Regions from separate parts of the Homo sapiens genome. Here region 1 is linked to region 2. A link is an interaction called in ENCODE POLR2A ChIA-PET data of the cell type or tissue named here. Cell type or tissue: OCI-LY7. All regions are shown on one strand. Links, peaks and the distances in the headings refer to the core of each region. The heading gives the core; the rest is flanking DNA. Region 1 overlaps GNA12 (G protein subunit alpha 12). Region 2 overlaps IQCE (IQ motif containing E).

Region 1 (12,588 bases), core at 1,740-9,739, 160 kb after region 2:
ACCTGGAAGGAACCTCCCAGCTTGCCTCTTCAGTGACTGTCAACCCTGGCTGACATCAGAACCGCCTGGGACATGGAGAAACCTGTATGAGTTGGTGTCTCAGGCCTGGCGGCTCAGCACACTGCCCGGGTGAGAGCTCCTCAGGTGATTCGACTGTGTCCCCAGGGCAGAGAGCCACTACATCATCCAGCATGGAGACGTGAGGACATCCAGGCTCCCAGAGCTCAGCCTACAGTCGGAGCACACTGTGTGCTCAGGGCAGGTGTTTTTCTGGCGCACTCTCTGCCTTTCCCACTTGTGGTCAGTTCAAGCCCCCACCAGCCACACATGGGCTAATGGTGCTAAGTGGCATCCCCACTCCTCTTTCCAGAAAGCTGCTTGTTTGGGCAAGAAGAGAGATGCCCCGTGATGCCGAAGAGCAAGTTATGGTGGAGGCCTGAGCATGAGAGCTCTGGTCACACCACGCCGAGGACCGGACGGTGCCCTTGCTTCCTGTGAGTGGTCTCTTCGCTTTCTGGCTGGAACGATAACCCCAGGGGTTGTGAGGACAGAACCTCCACCTGCCATCCCCATGGGCACCGCTGGTCTCCAGAGCACGTCAAGGTCCTTCCCCTCCCAGCTTCTGATCTTGGAGAGCGAGGCCTCTCATGCTCACATGCATGTGTTTAGGTGTATATGCTGCCATGCCATGCTTTAAAAATAAAAAGTGTTTTGAATAAAAGCCTCTGGAACACAACTTTATTTATTTACTTTTTTGGAGACAGAGTCCCACTCTGTCACCAGGCTGGAGTGCAGTGGCATGATCTCGGCTCACTGCAACCTCTGCCTACCGGGTTCAAGCGATTCTCCTGCCTCTGCTTTCCGAGTAGCTAGGATTACAGGCGCCCACCACCACACCCAGCTAATTTTTGTATTTTTAGTAGAGTTGGGGTTTCACCATGTTGGCCAGGATGGTCTCGATCTCTTGACCTTGTGATCCGCTCGCCTCGGACTCTCAAAGTGCTGGGATTACAGGCATGAGCCACTGCGCCCGGCCATCTTCATTTATTTTTAAGATGGGGTCTTTGCTCTTGCCCAGGGTGGAGTGCAGAGTGCGATCGCAGCTCGCTGTAGCCTCAAGCTCCTGGGCTCAAACGATCCTTCTGCCTCAGCCTCCCAAGTAGCTGGCACTACAAGCATGCACCACCATGCCCAGCTGATTCTATCCGTAAAGATGGGGTCTCTTGTGGCCTGGGTTGGTCTCAAACTCCTGCACTCAAGCAATTCTCCCACCTTGGCCTCCCAAAGTGCTGGGATTATAGGTGTGAGCCACACCTGTATTATTTACAATGGTTCTCCTACATGCCAGGCTTTGTTTGGTATGTGGAAATAAAAACTGTGATGAATAAATAATAAACCACCTTCAAATAACATTAGGATTAGAGCTGGGTGTGGTGGCTCATGCCTGTAATCCCAGCACTGTGGGAGGCTGTGGGAGGCTGAGGTGGGCCGATCACGAGGTCAGGAGATAGAGACCACCCTGGCCAACATGGTGAAACCCTGTCTCTACTAAAAATACAAAAAATTAGCTGGGTGTGGTGGCGGGCGCCTGTAGACCCAGCTACTTGAGAGGCTGAGGCTGAAGAATCGTTTGAACCCACGAGGTGGAGGGAGACTCTGTCTCAAAAAAAAAAAAAAAAAAAAAATTAGGATGAGAGTGATCTGCTGTGAATCCTGGGGAATGAAAAATCAATTTAGTGTTGGTTTTGAATACTGGCACTATTTTATATTAAGCAAAGAAAGACTAAATTTATTTTAATAAACATTCAGAGGCTGAGGGTGGCCAAATTTTCAAGCCAGACCCTCCCAATGTTAATACACTGTGCAAAGCTTACACCATGAACAACTGACCCGGACCACTACCATTCCAATGGGAGCCTCTGCCTTACAATACCAGGTTAGATGTCTGTGCCCAGAACCCCTAAATTAGTTACAACTAATAATCTTCTTTCAAGAGTTTTTTTTTTCAATCTTGGAGTTAACAATCTGACTTATTTTTCTTTTATCAAAGAAGTAGGAAAATTACAATAAGAATTCTAGAGATCTCTATAAATTACAGACCTATGACTCAAAATCCTTGAAACAATTTCTCTACGAACATAAGAGTTAAAAATAGATTTCAGTAAAACCCTATATGCGTCTTATGTGTACACAGTATAGCTATGAGGAACAGATCTTATTTTGAGGAACTTTATTGTTACATTTTTGCAATAATTGAGGCACAACTACCTCCTGCTTTTCCAACATCTTAATAAAAAAGACAATAAGGATTAACAGTGAAATTAAAATTAAAAAATACAAAAGCCTAAGGTTCTGGAGACAAAACTGACTAGAGTCTATGTGTAGCCAAGTTGTGAATGACAGTTTAGCCTTGCAGAGTTTCCTTCTTCTCCAATTACAATGTGTTACAGAATTTGGAAGGGGGTGTCTTTAAAAACGTTCTAATTCACCCCGGTCATGAGGAGGAGGAGGAGGAAGTCCAGCTCAGCAAGGCCAAGTGCCTCGGCCAGGGCGGTGGGGTCAGCGCTGAGCGGGTCAAGAGCCCGCGCCGGGGGCCATCCCCCTGCGCTTTCTATCGAGTTAAACGGACCCCACAATATCTCCTTCCTCTCATGCTTCTGGTTTGAAAGTGACGAGTAAATATGTCAGACTGTTTAAAGGAAAACAAGCACTCATTGACAAGGCCGGACTACTCAGGAAGGTGTTTCAAACAACTCCCCTGCTACGCGAATCACAGCGCTGCTGTCGCCAACAGCGCCGCGAAGAGGCTCTCCCCGTTGGCGGAGGACCCGCTTGCACTTCCTCTGGGCTCTGGATTCTAACACACACAGGAGACACAGCGAAAGCTGACCCAGAAGGCAAACAAAGCTCACCACGCTCCGGACCGGGCTGCGCGTCACTGTTGCAGACTGCAAATGGGACCTGAGACCACCCCGAGGGCCCCACCAGGAGCTCTCTTTCTCCTTTAAAACGTGGTCATCGGCACTCATCTCCGGTCACATCCGTGAGGTCTGTGAAGAGCCACAGAAGCAGTACAAAAACAGCGACTTCTTTATCCAGCCAAAAAAGGAGCCACAAGCCCAGCAAACACTGACACACAGCCTCGAGCACTGCGAGAGAGAGTTCCATGCTGTCTCCCGATGAGAACGCTGTGCTAACAGGGTGACCCAGAGGCAGGTTTCCCCTCCCTCTTCTGCTTCTGCATCTGCCCCAAGGGCTTGCGTTTACCGGGTTTGCGGAAAACAAGCCAAGGGTGAGCTGCAGAGGGGCTCGGGGCTCGGGGCAGCACGGCCTCGGGACGAGGGCCCTGGGATATGTGACTGAGCCACAGCAACATTCGGGTGCCAATTAAGAGGACGCTTTTCATTTTCTTGTAAATGCTAGGACACATCCCAAAACACACTAGGCAGGATTTCTCAGTAGAGTGATACACAGAGGGGACCAGCTTGGAATGCAATGTATTTTAAACACAGTGAAAGCCACCTGGCAGGTAGCTGGACAAGTGAGCTGGGCCCAGGACTGGCCAGCTCGTATCAACATTCACAGGCTCCCGCGGGCTCCCCCAGGACAGCGGCATCCGAGAGTGTTTACTCTTCTGCAAGCACAGTCATAGAAGCGAGGGGCCTCGATGAGAATCAGACTTAGGGAGAGCGGCGAACAGGCACGGCTGTCCAAAGGCACTGGTGGAGCGGCAGTTTGGAGAAACTCAAGATTCCTCCAGCGTCTGTGGGCTTCCCGAAAGGTCAGCTGTTAGCTCGCCAAGCAGCTGGGGCATTAACAAAAGCTCTGCTAGTGGCCTTGCCAGCTTTCTGAAGCCCCAGAAGAGGAATGTTTCTGAAAGAAGGAAACGCTATGTGCTGCCAACTGTGTGTGAGCAGATGACTTGCAGGAAGATGGGAGAGCCGTCTGCAAGGGGACCTGGTTTCTGTGTCTTTGCCGTTGGGTTGGGCAGTGGGTGGCTAAGGGGAGAAGAGCACCGCTGTGTGTGCACGGACGGAGCGGCAGTCACCGTGGGCATCCTGTCTCACTCCGTGTTGTGCTGCTGGGCATGGGGCAGGGTGGGAAGGGCTGAGCCTGCTGTAGGGGCGTAAGGTGAATCCACACCTGCAGAGCTCTGCAGCCCGTCCTCAGAGCTGGGAAGGGATCCTAGGCACGGCTCCTCAGCTTCATCTGAGAGGCTTGGACTAGGGGCTCTTAGGAAATCGGCACGGGAGTTTGAAAAGGCAACGTGCTCCCTTTGGGAGGTGGCCTTCAGACACTGCGGCTGGGGCTGCAGGGCCGGGCTCAGGCACTGAGTTTAGCAGCATCGGCGTGCACTGGATCTCTACAAGCTACTGTTAGGCAAAGCTTTCAGGTTAGTCTGTCTCAGGGAAGACTTGTGAGTTAGAAAAGCCGTCTGCAAGGCCAGCTGGTTTTTGTGTTTCTGTCATTAAAGACAGAGCGTGTGTACACACATACACACACAACACGGTCCTCAATTAAACTGCGTCAGAAAAAGAGGAACGTTTCTGTAAAAGCAAAGCAAGCTGTGTGATTAGGTGTTCCGTATTCACAACATCATCACTCGGATTTTCAGTAGTTTCACTCGCCCCCAGGATTCAGTAGCTAACGTGACAGTTTCCATGTCCTTTTGCCTAGAGCTCGCTGGCTGGCTGGTCTGACAGCATTCCTGAGCCAGGTATTCCAGGGCACGGATCCGAGAAACCCACTCAAGGACCACACAGACAACACACACCCAAGAGTCTGACCGACAGCCGTGGGGGCTGCTCAACGACGACAAACCCCGGGGCTTCCTCGCTCACTGCAGCATGATGTCCTTCAGGTTCTCCTGCAGGATGGTGTCTTTCACAGCATGGAACACGAAGCGGACGTTCTCGGTGTCGATGGCGGTGGTGAAGTGGTGGAAGAGTGGCTTGCTGCGGTTCCGTCTCTTCCTGTCGAAGCACTGGACCAGGTAGCGCTGGACGTCCTCCAGCCTGTGCGGGTCGCCCCTGAAGTCCGGGAAGTGCTTCTTGATGCTCACGGTCTTCACCTTCTCCACCAGGAGGTCCATCTTGTTGAGGAAGAGAATGATGGAGACGTTGAAGAAGAGCTTGTTGTTGACGATGGTCTCGAAGATGTTCATGGACTCCACCAGCCGGTTGGTGCGCCTGTCCTCCATGAGGACCTGGTCGTACTCGCTGGAGGAGACCATGAACAGGATGGACGTGATCCCGTCGAAGCACTGGAACCACTTCTGGCGCTGGGACCGCTGGCCGCCCACATCCACCATCTTAAAGGGGATCTTCTTAATAACGAAGTCATGCTCCACAATTCCCTTGGTGGCTTTCCTAGCCAGCAGGATATCTTGCTTACTAGGAAAGTAATTCTGTAAAATACAGGATGAGGCAGAAATTTAGGGGGAGGAAGAAAGAACAGAGAAAATAGAAACAAAAAGATGGCAAAAAGATAAGAAGGAAAGAGACTGACTTTTGCAACAGGTTGAACCAGAAACCAAAAGCAAATTTCATTTATAACATTATCAACTGGCCGTGAAACAGAAAGAATCAAATACTTCATTTCAAAACGAACGGAGGCTCACCAGTCTGAGGACGAATGCTCAGAACACTCGTGGGCAGGCCCAGCGCAAAACCACATCCATTTTCTTCTCCAGAGGAAATTTACCATCTTTTTTGTTTCCATACCAGAGATACCTTTTTATTTTTCTAACTCCTAAAGCTTATAGCTTCCAAAACCTTACTGTGAATTAATTTAGGTTTTGAATGTGATGTAAATTCAATCTGCAATACATTTAATGTTATTCTTAGACAATTCTTTAAGTCTTTAGCGACACACAGGCAAGCATACTCTTCACTCACTTTGACTTTGCACTATTAATAATCCTCCAGGCCAGGCACGGTGGCTCACACCTATAATCCTGGTGCTTTGGGAAGTGGGAGGAATACCTTGAGCCCAGAAGTTCAAGAACAGCCTGGGCAACATAGTAAAACCCCATATTTACAAGAAGTAAAAACATTAGCTGGGCGTGGTGCCTCATGCTATAGTCCCAGCTACTTGGGAGGCCGAGACAGGAGGATCATTTGAACCTAGGAGGTTGAGGCTACAATGAGTTACGATCGTGCCACTGTACTCCAGCCTGGGTGACAGAGTGAGACCCTGTCTCAAAAAATCGAAAAACAAAACAGAACAAAAAACCAACAAAACACCTCCCGTGATGAGTGCACACACCACTCAGGCAGCTTCTTGCCAAAACACCAAACACGGACATGATCATGCCTCGATCTAGAGGTCTGACTACCACCCACGGGGTGTGCAGGGGACAGAGAAACATCTTCAATAACACTGCAGGGGTGGAAGAGCAAAGTCCACATGGTAAGAAACCCTACAGGATAAATAATCCAGTTACTCCAATAAACAAGTTGAAAGAAAAAAAGGAGAGACATACAGATTAACACTTAAGTGATCCTGACCAATGGCAATGCATGACCTTATTAGGTTGTTGATTCAAACTCTGCTAAAACAAAGCAAAATCAACATGAAAACATTAATGAGACAACAGGGAAAATCTCTAAACTGACTAGGTTGACATTACGGAATTACTGCCAATTTTTCAGGAGCCATACGGTACTGCGGTTGTCATTTTTCGTCTTGTCTTTTTGAGGTACACTCTAAAATATTCTCTGCATTTGCTCCCGGAGGCCGGGGGAGGGCTGCTGAAACAAGACTGGTAATCAGTGATAACTGCCATGCCTGGGGTTTCATTAGACTATTTGTTTTTGAGTATGTTTGAATTTTCCATGAGATAAAGGAAGTCCTCCTTTCACTCATGAACTCCTCTGTCTGTCTCCTTTATGGTGATCTGGGCAAAGGCAGTTTCCTCCCCTCCCCACTGAGACGGGGCCCAGATCCAAGTGAGAGCGTGCCATTACAGTACTATTCGTGGTAATGTGACAGAACAAGCTCGGCCTGTCAGTCCAGCCAAAGTCCTCACAACGTGGACTGCTTTGGTCTCTGGACACGTTTTCTAACCCTGGAGCCCAGCTTCTTCGGGCGGGCGTGCTTACTCACCAGCTGGCCGATCCGGTCCAAGTTGTCCAGGAAGTACTTCACCGACTCCCCCTGTCAGGAAGGAAGAATATTCACAGCTCAGTCTGGACTGAGGAATCCTGATGTGGCAAATACAAGAACTGAACAGGGTAAGAGCAGTGGCATTTCGCCTCCGTGTGAATGGGAAAGCAAAGGAAAAAGGCAGAGAGTGTCCGTGTGTTTTCTAAAATAAAAAAACTACCATTAAAGAAAATGTTTAATGCAGGTTCTTTAGCTCCAACCCCAAGGTTCAAATTCTGGCTGTTTTTCAATTTTCGCTGCTGGGTTTTGGTGTGTGGTGCGATGCAGGCCCCTCTGATGGGGGACTCTCTTTCCAGACATGAAGGCTGGCCCACTCCTGGCCATGCGGCCAGCAAAGGACAGGCTAGAATAGGATTTTAGATTTTGGCTCCTGGGTACAGTCTTGCTTCTGTCGAAGATGGCCTAAGGGACCCAAGACATTGTCCTTAAAGACAAAACATCCTGACGAAAAGGAGCATCTAGCAAAACATCTTCCAGTTTCTAGAAAGAGTCCATTATTCCTTCCCACATTTTTATGACCTGATTTATAGTAGCAAACACAGGGGAATCTTCCATTTGGATTGTTGTGGTGGAATGATGGCCAGTCTTCTCCTGCCTGGACCAATCATCGATACAATCTGAGACGTGTTCCATAGTGCGAAGGGCCCTGCGGAATCACCCAGGACCCCGTTTCAGGAAGCGCTGAGCCGCCAAATGCGAGGCACACACGGGGCACGGGAGGAGCCGGGAGAGCGCAACCACCGACCACAGAGCAGCCCGCATATGAACAGGCACGCAATGAGTCCCTTCAAAGGTAGCGTATTAAAAACCAATTATACCACTTTCTATAAGATTCCACTTTGAACCCTGCTCTAAAGACAGACACCAGCAGGCGGGGTCAAGGCTTCCAGGCTGCCCTGACATCAGGGCTTGTGGGAAGAGCAGTCACTTTCTGTGTTCTCATGGAAATGTACAGGGGCAAGGTCATACACATGTGGCGAGCTGACGCAGGAGAATTTTAAGGAGAGAAGGCCATCAGAATGGACTACGTGATGGCGCTGAAGCTCGTGGCGTTGTAAGGGATGGAGAAAGGCGGCCAGCACCTGCTCAGTCTATCTCTTCCTCCTCTGTCCCAGACAGACTGAGGGGAGAAAGCAGAGAGGAAGCTCCTTCAGGGAGGAGCCCACCTTCCTACTTTAGAACGAAGGCCTCTGGATGTTTTCAAAGTGAGTGTTTTGTTTGAGGGGACAGAAACACACGTCTCCCCATCCCAGCACTGCCTGTGTTGAGCGAGCACACATCCTCCTCCTCTGTGGCAGGACGGGGCGAGCACGTGCACCTCGTGACCACCGGCTCTCTAGAGCCCCAGGCAGAGGCCCAGCTCTGCAGTAGGGAAGGCATCGGGAGTGCCAGGGTGAACGTACCCCAAGGGCCCGGCACGACTGACCTCTCGTGCCTGCTCTCTCCCTTCCTCGCCAAGCCCCCGTGATGTGGGAAGCCAGCGTGAGGCCGGTGGGGCAGCCGCCTTCCCGTGGCTGTGCCAAGTCCCCCCGGTCCTCTGCACATCATGCCTCCTTCCACACCCTGACAGGAAGCAGCTGGGAGAAGCCGTTGGGTGCACTCACTCCCTGATTTACGACAAGTTCCTTCCTCAGCGCCTCTCTCTCCTGCCTCCTCCTGCTCTCCTGCCCTCCCCTGGGCCTCGGGAGGTGCCACGCAAGCCCAAGAAGCATCAGCATACTGTCCCTCCCTCTCCTGTGGCCACGGGCTCCCCCAGGGAGCTGAGAGTAGCAGCAGCTCACAGCCCAAGCCACCCTTGCCCGTTTCTAGGCAGGTGGTGGCACCAGGCACGAAGGAAGCAGAGGCAGTTCTCCTGCAGGGTTCTAGCTGGGTCAGGCATGGAGAGTCACAGTGGCACAGATGCCCCAGCCAGTGCTCTTATCACCACAGGACACAAAGCCCTGGACACACGTGCTCCGCCCAGATAGTACGGACGCAAGGGGAAAAGCACCACAGAGGGCACAATCAGGACAAGCTCGATGGGAAGCAGAAAACAGGAGGGACGTTTCCCTCGGTGTGAGTCTAAACACCCCTCGAGTCTGCAATCAGTCCCCCAGCTGCACTTCACAACACAGCAAACACTCACTGCTGCTTTCTCCACGATGACTGAATGAGGATGGCTCATTTAACTCATCACAGCATTTGTATCACTACTTGGAATGCAGGAAAACTTATCTGTGACTCTCGGTCATCTTGCATGAGTGGCGGAGGAGAGGAGTCAAATCTAGTTTCATGTCAGGGCGGCCTCATCTCGAGAAACAGCCCAGGGGGTCCGTGGGAAAGCTGCCACTGAACTGTAAGGTGCCAGGGACTGTGCCACAAGCTCTCTAATGGGGGCTGGAGGGGAGGGAAGAAGGGGACACAGAGCAACCCTGTGTGATCCAGAACGCTGTCACTCACATCCGCACTCTTGCTGTCCCTGAGGTTTGGTGCACTGCGGTTCACCAACAGAGACTGGACAATGCACCTGCTGATTGGGCACGCAGCCCACGGGACGATCGTTTGCGACGGACTCCTCAAGTCTTACAGCAGCAGCTCATTAAAAGGGCCAGGTTTACAATCCCATGCATTTTCAACACTAAGAGAATTCAGTCATTTCTTTAGAGAAAATGCATGTGGCAGAAACTGAGATGTCCACATGAAATTAACCGCTTGGTGGGTTTATAAAGAGGCACTGTGCCTGCCAAGACGAGCCCAGAGTCCTCTCAACGGCTGCTGCGGTCACACGATCTAGAAACACGAGTGGATCCAAAGTGGGCTCTCGGGACTCTCCTTGGTGTGAAAAACCTACACCACTCAAGATTAACACAAACTTGGACTTGCGGATTAAATGAAATGAATTTCATTAGGCTGGGGCCAGCGGCCACTGAGCACACACCTGACAGGGGCCTGTCCCCTGCCTCAACTGTCCCACGAATGTGTCTGTCCTCTCACGAGCAACAGAAGGGATGAACCTGAGCAGGGGCTGGTGGCAGTGAAAGAGGGGTTGTCTGTTTCAAGCAGCAGCAGCAGGTTGATATGGGGCCTGTGCACCTGTATTGGGCACAGCCGGGCAGATGTGATGTCGTGACACTGGGCAGGACCTAGGCCGACACACGCCCATGAGGAGACCGCCTTTCTGCAGAGGCCTGCAGCCTTCAGCAGTTTCTGGAAGCACCTGTCACCCACACCTCCGGTGGGAGAAAGACACACGCTCGGCTTGCTGCCGCTCAGAACTCCGTCAGCACCGTCAGGCAGGCACTGCAGCAGCCTCGCCCGTCACCTCTGTCTCTGCACACAGCAAGCTGCCCCTTCACAGACCCCTGCTGGCCTCACGCACTTCCTTCAGCTAATTTAGGACCACGAGAAAAGAGCTTCAGATCATTCAACCCTGCACAGGACCAGACCCTCGAGATCAGTACATGAGGGGCTGACTCTGGTTCCCTCTTGTCCTCTGCTCCTAATTGGAGCCTTTCTACCCACATGCTTGGTTCAGTTCCTGCCTGTCAATGTCACAGACTGACAGGGTGTGCATTAAAGACAGCCCATGTGTGGGTCCCACTGGGGAGTGAGAGGAAAAGGTAACCGTGGATTGGTCTCAGATGTAAGCGTCTAAGTAGGGACAGATCAAGGACCAGAGAGTGGTTACAAAGAAAACAAACACCAACTTCCAGCTCCTGGCCAGAGGGCCTTTTAATTTTAAACCCTATCTGCCCATTCAGGAGCTATCTCACAGTTTTGTTTTGTTTTTTTTTTTTTTGTTTTTTTTTTTTTTTTTGAGATGGAGTCTCGCCCTGTCGCCCCGGCTGGAGTGCAGTGGTGTGATCTTGGCTCACTGCAACCTCTGCCTCCTGGGTTCAAGCAATTCTCCTGCCTCAGCCTACAGAGTAGTTGGGACTACAGGCGTGCACTACCACACCCGGCTAACTTTTGTATTTTTAGTAGAGACGGGGTTTCACCAGGTTAACCAGGCTGGTCTCGAACTCCTGACCTCAGGTAATCCACCCACCTCAGCCTCCCAGAGTGCTGGGATTACAGGCGTGAGCCACAGCGCCCGGCCCTGTCTTACAGTTTCTGCACTTAGTGAGGTTAACTCTAAAATCCTAAAGCGGGGTCATTCACACTGTGACCGAAAACAGGGCTTGTTAATGGTGAGCTAGAGGATTCCAAAATCTAGTTCACTCACTTCAACGTGACAAATTACAAAGACAAATTTTAAAACTGCTGTGTATGAAAAGTAACAGCAAACTATGCCAAAGGCCCAGGTTTTCAATTTCATTACTTAATAAATAAATATTAAAGTTAGCATTTGATTTCCACTGAATAGAGACGCTAGCCAAACAACAGAGAATCTTTCAAAATACTTTTAAAAACAGTATCTAGTTCCCCAAAAGAAATCCTCATTTTGAACTCAGGCTTTGCTCAGTGAACGCCTGTGACATCTCACAGGGCTGGCGTGAGATTAAATGATACCACAGCTGTGAAAGTATTCTGGAAAAGAGATACAACACCACATTCATATACATTAGAAAAAGGAAGCTTTTCAAGTTTTAATTTGGGTACCTATGAATTGTTTGTTGCTAATTTATCATCCCCAAATATTAGGTAAGAGGACCAGGCGTGGTGGCTCACAGTAACCTCAGCACGTTGGGAGGCCGAGGCAATCACTTGAGGTCAGGAGTTCGAGACAAGCCTGGCCAACATGGTGAAACCCTGTCTGTACTAAAAATACAAAAACAGAGTGAGGCTCCATCTAAAAAAAAAAAAAAATTAGGTAACAGATTCACTGGCAGAAATACAAAGTGACGCAGGCACAAGCTGTCACTGCAGGAAACGTCTAGTAGGAGAAGCTGCTTGAGGAAACTGTGATCTCCACGCAGTCAGGGGCTACGCACCGGCGAAGGAGAAGAGCTCCGTGGCTGGAAGGAGGTTTCCGATACCCACTGCCAAAGGAAAAGCACAAGGCACGAAACAACGCAGAGTATCTTCCTTTTATGTAAGAAATGGCGGGAGACTAAAACCCATATTCTGCTTGCTTATATTTGGAAAAGGAAACGTGGATACACCAGCAGCAGATAAAAATGACTTCTAGGGAGGGAGGGAATGGGGGATGGGACAGAGACAGGAGTAGCCCTCTCTGAGTATGTCTGACTTTGGAACCATGCTAACATCTTCCATAATTAAAAAAAAATTAAATAAAAAACCAACCCCTCAAAATTGAACCCAAATTAAAGCAAATGAACCCAATAGGACAATAAGGTTAGAGGCGGAACCTAGAATTCTGGCCTCCTCCTGTTTTTTATTTTGTTTGTTTTTTTGTTTTTTGCCAGAATGTGAAAGTACAGAGGAGCTGGCCCCTGACTCTGGCCACGCTTTGGCCCCCTTGCCCTGTGTGTAGCCTCG
Region 2 (8,000 bases), core at 1-8,000:
CACTCATCAGCCGGGCACAGTGGTTCACGCCTGTAATCCCAGCACTTTGGGAGGCTGAGGTGGGCGGATCATGAGGTCAGGAGTTCAAGACCAGCCTGGCCAACATAGTGAAACCCTGTCTCCACTAAAAATACAAAAAAAAATTAGCCTGACATGGTGGTGCACACCTGTAGTCCCAGCTACTGAGGAGGCTGAGGCAGGAGAATTGCTTTAAGCTGGGAGGCGGAGGTTGTGGTGAGCCAAGATCATGCTATTGCACCCCAGCCTGGGCAACAGAGCAAGACTCCACCTCAAAAAAACAAAAAATTTCACTCATCTAAGATATTTTTAAATTTCCCTTGTGATTTCGTCTTAGACCCATTGATTATTTAGGAATTTGTTGTTTAATATCCAGGCCAGGCACAGTGACTCACACCTATAGCCCCAGCACTTTGGGAGGCTGAGGCGGGTGGATCACCTGAGGTCAGGAGTTTGAGACCAGCCTGGCCAACATAGTGAATATAACCCCATTTCTACTAAAAATACAACAATTATCCGGGCGTGGTGGCGGCACCTGTAATCCCAGCTACTCAGGAGGCTGAGGCAGGAGAATCGCTTGTACCCGGGAGGTGGAGGTGGCAGTGAGCCGAGATTGTGTCACTGCACTCCAGCCTGGGCGACAAGGCGAGATTCTGTCTCAAAAAAAAAAAAATCTATACATTTGTGAATTCCTTTCTTTTGTTGATTTCTAGTTTTCCTTGTTGTAGAAGAATATACTTTGAATGATTTTCTCTTTTAATTCATTGAGGCTTTTTTGTGGCCTATGGTCTGGTTTATGTTTAATGTACACTTGAGTAGAATGTGTATTGTGCTGTTGTTGAGTGGGGTGTTCTGTAAATGTCTGTTAGGTTTTTAGTGTCTGCTGATCAAGTTTTTCTAACTCCTCGTTGATCTTCTGCCTCGCTCTCCTGTCTGTTAGGAGCCTGGCCCTGCCAACACCTTGATTCTGGACTTCCAGCCTCCCAAACTGAGACAGTTAATTTCAGTGTGAAACCACCCCATTTCTTCTGTTACAACCACCCTGACACAGGCTGATTGAGCTTAACCTACTGTGGAAATAAGTGGCAACCTCAGATAGTGCTTGAAGGAGGCGGAACAGATTGGCCATTTTGTGTGAGTGCATGTGTGCGTGTGTGTGCGTGTGTGTGTGTGAGTGCATGTGTGCATGTGTGTGAGTGTGTGTGTGTGTGTGTGTGCTGTGTATGGTTGTATTCTGCTGACTGCAGTCATGGATCCTTGGACTGTTGTGTGATTTTAGGTGCGTGCATGAGTGTGTGTGCGTGTGTGTGTGTGCATGCGTGTGTGTGTGTGCGCTGTGTATGATTGTATTCTGCTGACTGGTGTCATGGATCCTTGGGCTGTTGTGTGATTTCCGGTCCTGACTGCGTTTCACCTCTTCCCTGCACTATGACCGGCAGGCTGGAGGCAGCACGGCTGGAAGGGAGTGGTGGAGAGGGCAGCCGTTGTGGGTGAGATCAATGCATTTTGTTTACTACACATAAAATCTCATTCCTTTGTTGAATTTCAGGTCATTCAAAAAGTCTTCAAGATTTTATTCACAGCAAGGAATAATGACAGATGTTTACAGAGAAAGTTGCTGCTGCTTTTCTAGACAGTTTTCAGCAGTTTCCCCTCTGTTCTCTGCAGGCACGTCCTTGTGATGCCCAGGGCTGACTTGGCTTTTCTGATCCCCCGCTAACCTGTGTGTCCAGTTCCCGGCCTGCCCTTCCTCAATTTTGTGCATAATTTCAATACACTTTGCTAAAAGGAAAACTTCTCTCTATAATTGTCATATGCTGTTTATGTCTTAAAAGGTCACCTTAAATAGGTGATATAAAAAATGATATAAAAAATTTCAGTCAATGGCTGATTTTTTTAAACGCTCCATTTATTTGGAATGCACCGTCTTTCCTTTGCCCCTCGAAATGCAGTCACATTGCACTTGTGTCCTGGCCTGTCTAGTTGCACCTTATCCATGTTATCATGCAGCCAGGCATTTCTAATACAGTTTCACACTGCTAGCAAAATTGGCACTTCATGTACTATTAGCCTTGTAGAAAATAAGTTTGCTTTTCAGAACGCAGTAGCATCCCATTATGATACTGCGTGGACTCAGCTATACCAGGGACAGGTAGCACAAATGTCATCACCTCCACCCCAAGCTGTAGAACTATTGGCTCATAATGGGGCATTCAGCTCTAACTTCCAGTGTCCGCATTGGAAAGCACCAATATGATCTTCCGAGGGACTTTAAACATTTTATGCTTCTCTTTTTGGATTTCAATTTGAGTGAATGAGTTAATACAGAAACACTTTTGTCTTCAAAAAGCTTCCTTTTTTTTTTTTTTTGGCCATCCTCGTGCTGAAATCAGACAGTACAAGTCTTATTTCATTCCCTGGACCAGGACAAAGTCACTGGAATAAGAAGGCAAGAACCTTTATAGGCCCAAATGCCTTCTCATTGTAATGCATATGTTTTGGTTTTTGTTGGTTTTCGTTTTTTTTTTTTTTTTTTTTCCCAGCTGGGGTCTTGCTCTGTTGCCCAGGCTGGAGTGCAGTGGCATGATTATGACTCACTGCAGCCTCGACCTCCTAGGCTCAAGCGATCCTCCCACCTTAGCCTCCCGAGTAGCTGGGACTACAGGTGTGTGCAACCACAGCCTGGCTTATTTTTTAAATTTTTAAGATTTTTTTTGTAGAGACAGTGTCTCACCATGTTGCCCAGGCCGAGTTTGCTTTTTAAAAGATGACTCTCACCCGTTCTTACCAGGAGACAGTCACAGATTCGTTGTGCTTTGATGTAAAGATGAATAAGAGTGAGAACATTTATGTAAAAATGAAATGCTTTCAGCAAGAACTGGTTTTGTTTTTCTTTGTCAAGACACAATTCTGTGGGAAATAGTGTTACTAGATTTGCAGACATTTGCACGCCTGCTGGGCGGCGTTTTGTGTTTTGTTCCCCCCACCCACCCATTCCTTCTGATGAGACTGAGGAACTGGCTGCTGCCCAGCTGGAGTGTTCTGAGTGGCCTCAGAGCTGGATTTCTGGAGTTTCTGTTTCAGCAGCTGTGGACGGGCTGTTTTCGCTTTTGTAAACGTGATGGTCGGAAGCCCAGCAGGTGCCGTCGAGTTACAGTGTTTGCCTCTCTTCCTCCAGGGAGATGACAGTCTGTCTGCAGTCACCTTTGACTCTGATGTGGAGACGGTGAGTGCCGCTGGGTGTCAGCCGTGCGACCTCGGGCTGGTTGCGCTGCCCTTGCAGACTGCACTCGGAAGCGTAAAATAGGCCGTTCTCCACAATACTGTGTCGAGAGCTGGAATGCATATTCCGAATGCTCCTTGGTGTTTGAAAAGTTTCCAGCCCTTAGGTTTAAATACCTGTGGTGATAACTTTAAAACTTTTATCTGGACGTGAATCCTGAGCAGGGCTCATGTGAGACAGATTGCTAGTCCCTGGCCTGCAGCTGGTTTTGCCCTGCACCCCACGCCCTCATCCTGACACTTGAGGGGAGGAGGAGAGCCCCTGCTAATGCCGTCGGAAGGACCCGATGGGAGAAAGCAGACCTGGGCAGCCGCCATCCCAAGCTGAACTGCTGCCTGGCCTCCCAGCCCGGAAAGGAGAGGGGCAGGAGTGGTGTCCGATGGCCCAGTGGCACACTATGGCCCCGGACTGGGCTTTGGGTTTGTTTGGCAAGCTGTGCTGGGTAGAAAAGGAAGTGTGCCAATTGCTCTTCTCGTGTATGAGCGAAAAAAGCTTTTCTTACTGGAGACGCAGATCTAGCAAACCTGCAGCCAGCAGAACGAACCCGGCACCAGCAGATCTCAATTCCACGTTTGCTCTGTGGACTCAAGGGGGAGCCTCAGCTCCACTGTCTCCCTCCAGGGACCTCTGTTCGCAAAGTTAAGGATTTTCCCTCCATGTCACAGAGGGCAGGGGATGCTCCTCTGATGTTCCCCGGAGGAGGAGGGATCCAAACCAAGCCCCAGGGAAAATTCCCCCCGCGCAGAACTTGGGGCTCAATGTTTCTGCTGGAGGGGAAGTGAGGAGACCTGGCCGCGGTAGCCTTATCTGCTCGGTCTAGTGCAAGGTGATGAGGAAGTTAAGGTTGGAAGCATGGCAGCATCTTCCCCAGGCCACGGCACGACGGGTTGTGTGTCTCTAATGCAAAATCCAAAATGCTCCAAAAATGGAAACTTTTTGAGCACCCTCATGAGGCCACAAGTGGGAAATTCCACCCTTAAGTACTTCACACAAGCTTTGTTTCATGCACAAAGTTATTAAAAACACAATATAAAATTACCATTGCACTATGGGTATAATGTATATATGAAACATAAATGAATTTTGTGTTTAGACTTGGGTCCCATCCCCAAGATACCTCATTATATGGATGCAAATATTCCCAAATCAGAAACACTCTTGGTCCCAGGCATCTCGGATATGGGACACTCACCCCGTAGTAAGCAGTGGAACCAGATCTGGACCCCGTTCTGTGAGATCTGGACCCCATTGGGTGTTTGGCATCGTGGTTGTCACAGGAGACCACCTTCCAGACAGGGTCTCCCTTTGCTCGGCTTTCTTCCATAGTGGGCTTTGCAGTTGACTTATGTGCAGGGATTCATCTGACCACCTCCACCTGAGTGGACAGAGGTGCGCTGGGCTCCCAGGCTGGCTGTGCGGGCGGTTTGGGTGGGGGCAGATCCGCCATTTGTGTGGGACCCTCAGTCTGAACGTCAGGAGCCCGGGCCCGATGGTTTTCTGTAATTGGAACTTGTGCTCTGAGAGCCCAGCCCTGAGCACTGACGTGAGTGCATTTTTGTGGGGTCTGCATCGGGCCCTGCGTGTCCTGTTCCTGGACCCTCCTTACGTCCCCGTAAGCTCACGTCCTCTTGCTGCTCTTACACGACCCCTGACCCTTTCTGAACATGGTAGGGTCTTGTGATGCACCACTGTGGGAGCTCAGCAAGCCTTATGCCATTTCTTCTTTCTTTCAGAAAGCAAAAAGGAAAGCTTTCCACAAACCTCCACCCACATCGCCAAGTAAGTATGACGAGGCCTGCCTTCCCTCTCACGCCGACGTTCCCTGGTGTCCTGGAGAGAATGAAGGGTATTTGCTTTGTACATTTAGGTAGCTGAGACCTGACGCCTCAGCCAGTTGGCCCCATTCCCACTGGGGTCTCCCAGTTCGCGCTGGAGTCTCCCCCTTTCATGTTGGGGTTCATGCTGGGGTCTCAGGAGCACGTGGAGTCCCTGTTGGTGCCAGAGTGACGAGCCCTTTCTCAGGGCTGAGGCTGCCACCAACTCCCCAGTCTCCCCCGACAGTGCCTCTAGGCCTTTTGTTTTCTTTTTCTTGCTTTCTCAAAGGCTTACCTCTTCTGAATGCTGCCAGAGTTAAAGGATTTTTGACCTGGGATTTGTTCCTGAGAGTCGAAGTTACTGAGAAGGTGTAGTTGGTGGGACGGGTGGCAAGTTCACCTTTTTCCCCTTTGGATCATCCTGGGCTTGTTTTGCTGCCAGGGTTCTATTCTTCCTCACCCTCAGCAGGAGGAGGGCAGCATTTGCCACCCTGCTTGTCCAGGAGGGTGCCGCGGAGGTGGGGTTAGTCCAGGTGGCCCCGAGGCCCCTCTGTCTCTAATGCCGCTCTCGTGTACAGCAGCCCGTGTGCCGACCTTGTGCGTACGAATGTGTTCGTGACCCTGTAAATCCTAGGCCGGCATCCTGTGCTACCCCAAAGCCTGTGGCCTTCCCTGGCTGTGCCATCTGTAGATGTGTGTCTATTTTATATACGCGTATCATATATTTCAAAGGTTCAGTCAAGTATATGACGCACTCAGAGAATATAAACAAACTTTGCTACTAGCCCAAGGAAAACATAATTAGGTAAATCCCTGCACAGAAAAGAATGCATGTTATATGTTACAAATCAATATAAACACTAGAAGGAAATCACCTAGCAATTTGGATTTTTGATGTCCTTTCTCTCCTTCCATGGAGAAAATTGAGAATTGATATAAAGTAAAAGGCCAGGACCGGGGGTGCCTCCTGACTCACACTCGGGACCTGTTTTTCTCCGGGTTTCTAGTTTCGTGAGTGTAGGGACCATGTCTGTCCTGTTCACTCAGCAAGTGTTTTTCTCCAAGGCCTGGTCAACCTGCTTGTAGGTTTGCAGCTCCCACCACGTTCCGAGGCTTTTCATCGTCCTGGTCACTCTGCCAGGAGGGCGAGGCAGGCGATGATGTTTTCCTGCTTTCCGAGTTTGTCGTTTTCCGGGCAGTATCAAACGCTGGCATCTCTCCACCACCCTGTCTCCGTCCTCTCTTCTTCCCTCCCCGCTTTTATCCCCGCTTTCATGCTTTCCTGAGGAACCCTTCCTACTCGCCGATAAGCCCACACACTCTTAGGAGGGAAATGTAATGTGTAGGGCTTTTTTCTGCTCACTCATTTACTTGTATAAATGACAACTTAAATCTTTACGTTTTGGAAGAATTTGAGACTATCTGGGAGGCCAGGTTCTGTGGTCCCGGGTAAGTGAAGATGCAGCAGGGTCCCTGCGTCTTTATTCCCTCATTCACAGTTACGGTGGCGAATTTCACATAAATTGTGAAACCGCGGGAAAAACTTAGAAACTTAAACATTTTGAACATATTAGACTTAAATTTTCAGACCCTACTGACATACATTTTGCAATTTAAGATATATAAGAATGTTTTAAGAGTGCCTTAGTTTTTGCATACGTTTATTATCTTTTTTATACTTAAAGAGGGAAAATCTCAGATAAAGAATTTTAAAACATTTCCCTTACTTTCATACAAAATCAAGAATGCCCTGAAACAGTAAGATTTTTCTCATTTATTTTAGATATTTTACATATTAAGTTCTAAATATTGCTCTGTCACTATGTAGTGACATTAAAAATGTGACATGTTAAAAAGGCACAAAACGATGTGTTCACTGTGGCTGTGAGTGTGTAAGAACACGCACATCTCTCAAAATTGGGGGTGAGAAATTAAATGCTATAATAAATGTTGGTAGAATTCATATATTTCCCATTATATTCTTCCCATTCTTTTCTTTTCTTTTCTTAAGAAAAGCCTGTTACCCAGGCTGGAATGCAGTGGCATGATCATAGCTCACTGTAGCCTCGACCTCCTGGGCTCAAGAGATCCTCCTGCCTCAGCCCCCTTGAGTAGCTGGGACCACAGGTGTGAGCCACCACACCCAGCTAATTTTTAGATTTTTTATAGAGACAGGGTCTTGTTGTATTGCCCAGGCTGGTCTTGAATTCCTGGCCTCAAGCGATTCTCCTGCCTTAGCCTCCCAAGGTATTGGTATTATAGGCATGAGCCACCATGCCTGGCCTCATTATGCTATTTCTTTATAATAAAAGTTAAAGGAGAAATGTCAGTATATAGGTAAAGTAACTCTTTTTTCATTTTTGCCAGAATGTTTGACTAGAGTCACCACGCTCGTGGATTTTGTTTTCCTATTTCTGTCTTTCTGAAGTTCATGTGTTGAGCTCACATGTTGCTGTCCGGCACCTCTGAATCCACGTGTTGGCTTTTCCAGAGTCACCTTATCTCTCTAAGCCGAGAAAAGTGGCCTCCTGGAGGTCCCTCAGGACGGCAGGGAGCATGCCTCTGGGCGGCCGAGCGTCCCTGACCCCGCAGAAGCTGTGGCTGGGAACCGCAAAGCCAGGTATGTGGTTGTCGCACTGGAGACCCTTCCTGCTTGAGAGAAGAGTTCGAGAAATTTCAGGGAGTGGTTTGAGATGGAGTTTTTAATATTCCTTGTTTGAATTACATTGTCTTTAGTTTTCTCGAAGACATCAAATATACACATCGTAGTTTTATGTCATGCATAAATGTGGTTTCGCCAAGTGGCGCTTTAGCCTCCCTTGGTCCCGTGTGGTCTCTACATGGGAGTGGTGAGTTGTCTTGCCAGAGCCAACTGTTATAGTCTT

The links. ChIA-PET counts read pairs that join two places held together with the same protein. Peaks named below come from ENCODE experiments on the same cell type or tissue, not always from the same donor. Only the 100,000 strongest peaks of a DNase experiment are listed, where the experiment ranks them.
Region 1: POLR2A ChIA-PET joins it to region 2 with 6 read pairs; 3 of 35 experiments call an interaction of 5 or more read pairs at or near these places.

The regions. Positions count from the first base shown.
Region 1 is chr7:2,726,344-2,738,931 of GRCh38, forward strand. GNA12 (G protein subunit alpha 12) reads right to left here. Exons shown (of 4, transcript NM_007353.3): 3 at 7,108-7,158; 4 at 1,762-5,407. The coding sequence ends at 4,838. It also overlaps a transcript of AMZ1 not described here. Among named protein-coding and RNA genes, the nearest start is that of AMZ1, 44 kb to the left of the region's middle. RefSeq lists an enhancer at 7,396-8,383. In OCI-LY7, for the core only: no CTCF peak of the experiment used is centred there; no DNase peak of the experiment used is centred there.
Region 2 is chr7:2,563,920-2,571,919 of GRCh38, forward strand. It overlaps IQCE (IQ motif containing E), which reads left to right. Exons shown (of 22, transcript NM_152558.5): 2 at 3,197-3,244; 3 at 5,035-5,080; 4 at 7,607-7,735. Among named protein-coding and RNA genes, the nearest start is that of IQCE, 8.9 kb to the left of the region's middle. RefSeq lists enhancers at 2,633-2,812, 2,924-3,526, 3,093-3,142, 3,343-3,512, 3,527-4,128 and 1 more. In OCI-LY7, for the core only: CTCF peaks have their summits at 3,887 (motif pointing right) and 4,090; DNase peaks (open chromatin) are centred at 3,192 and 3,882.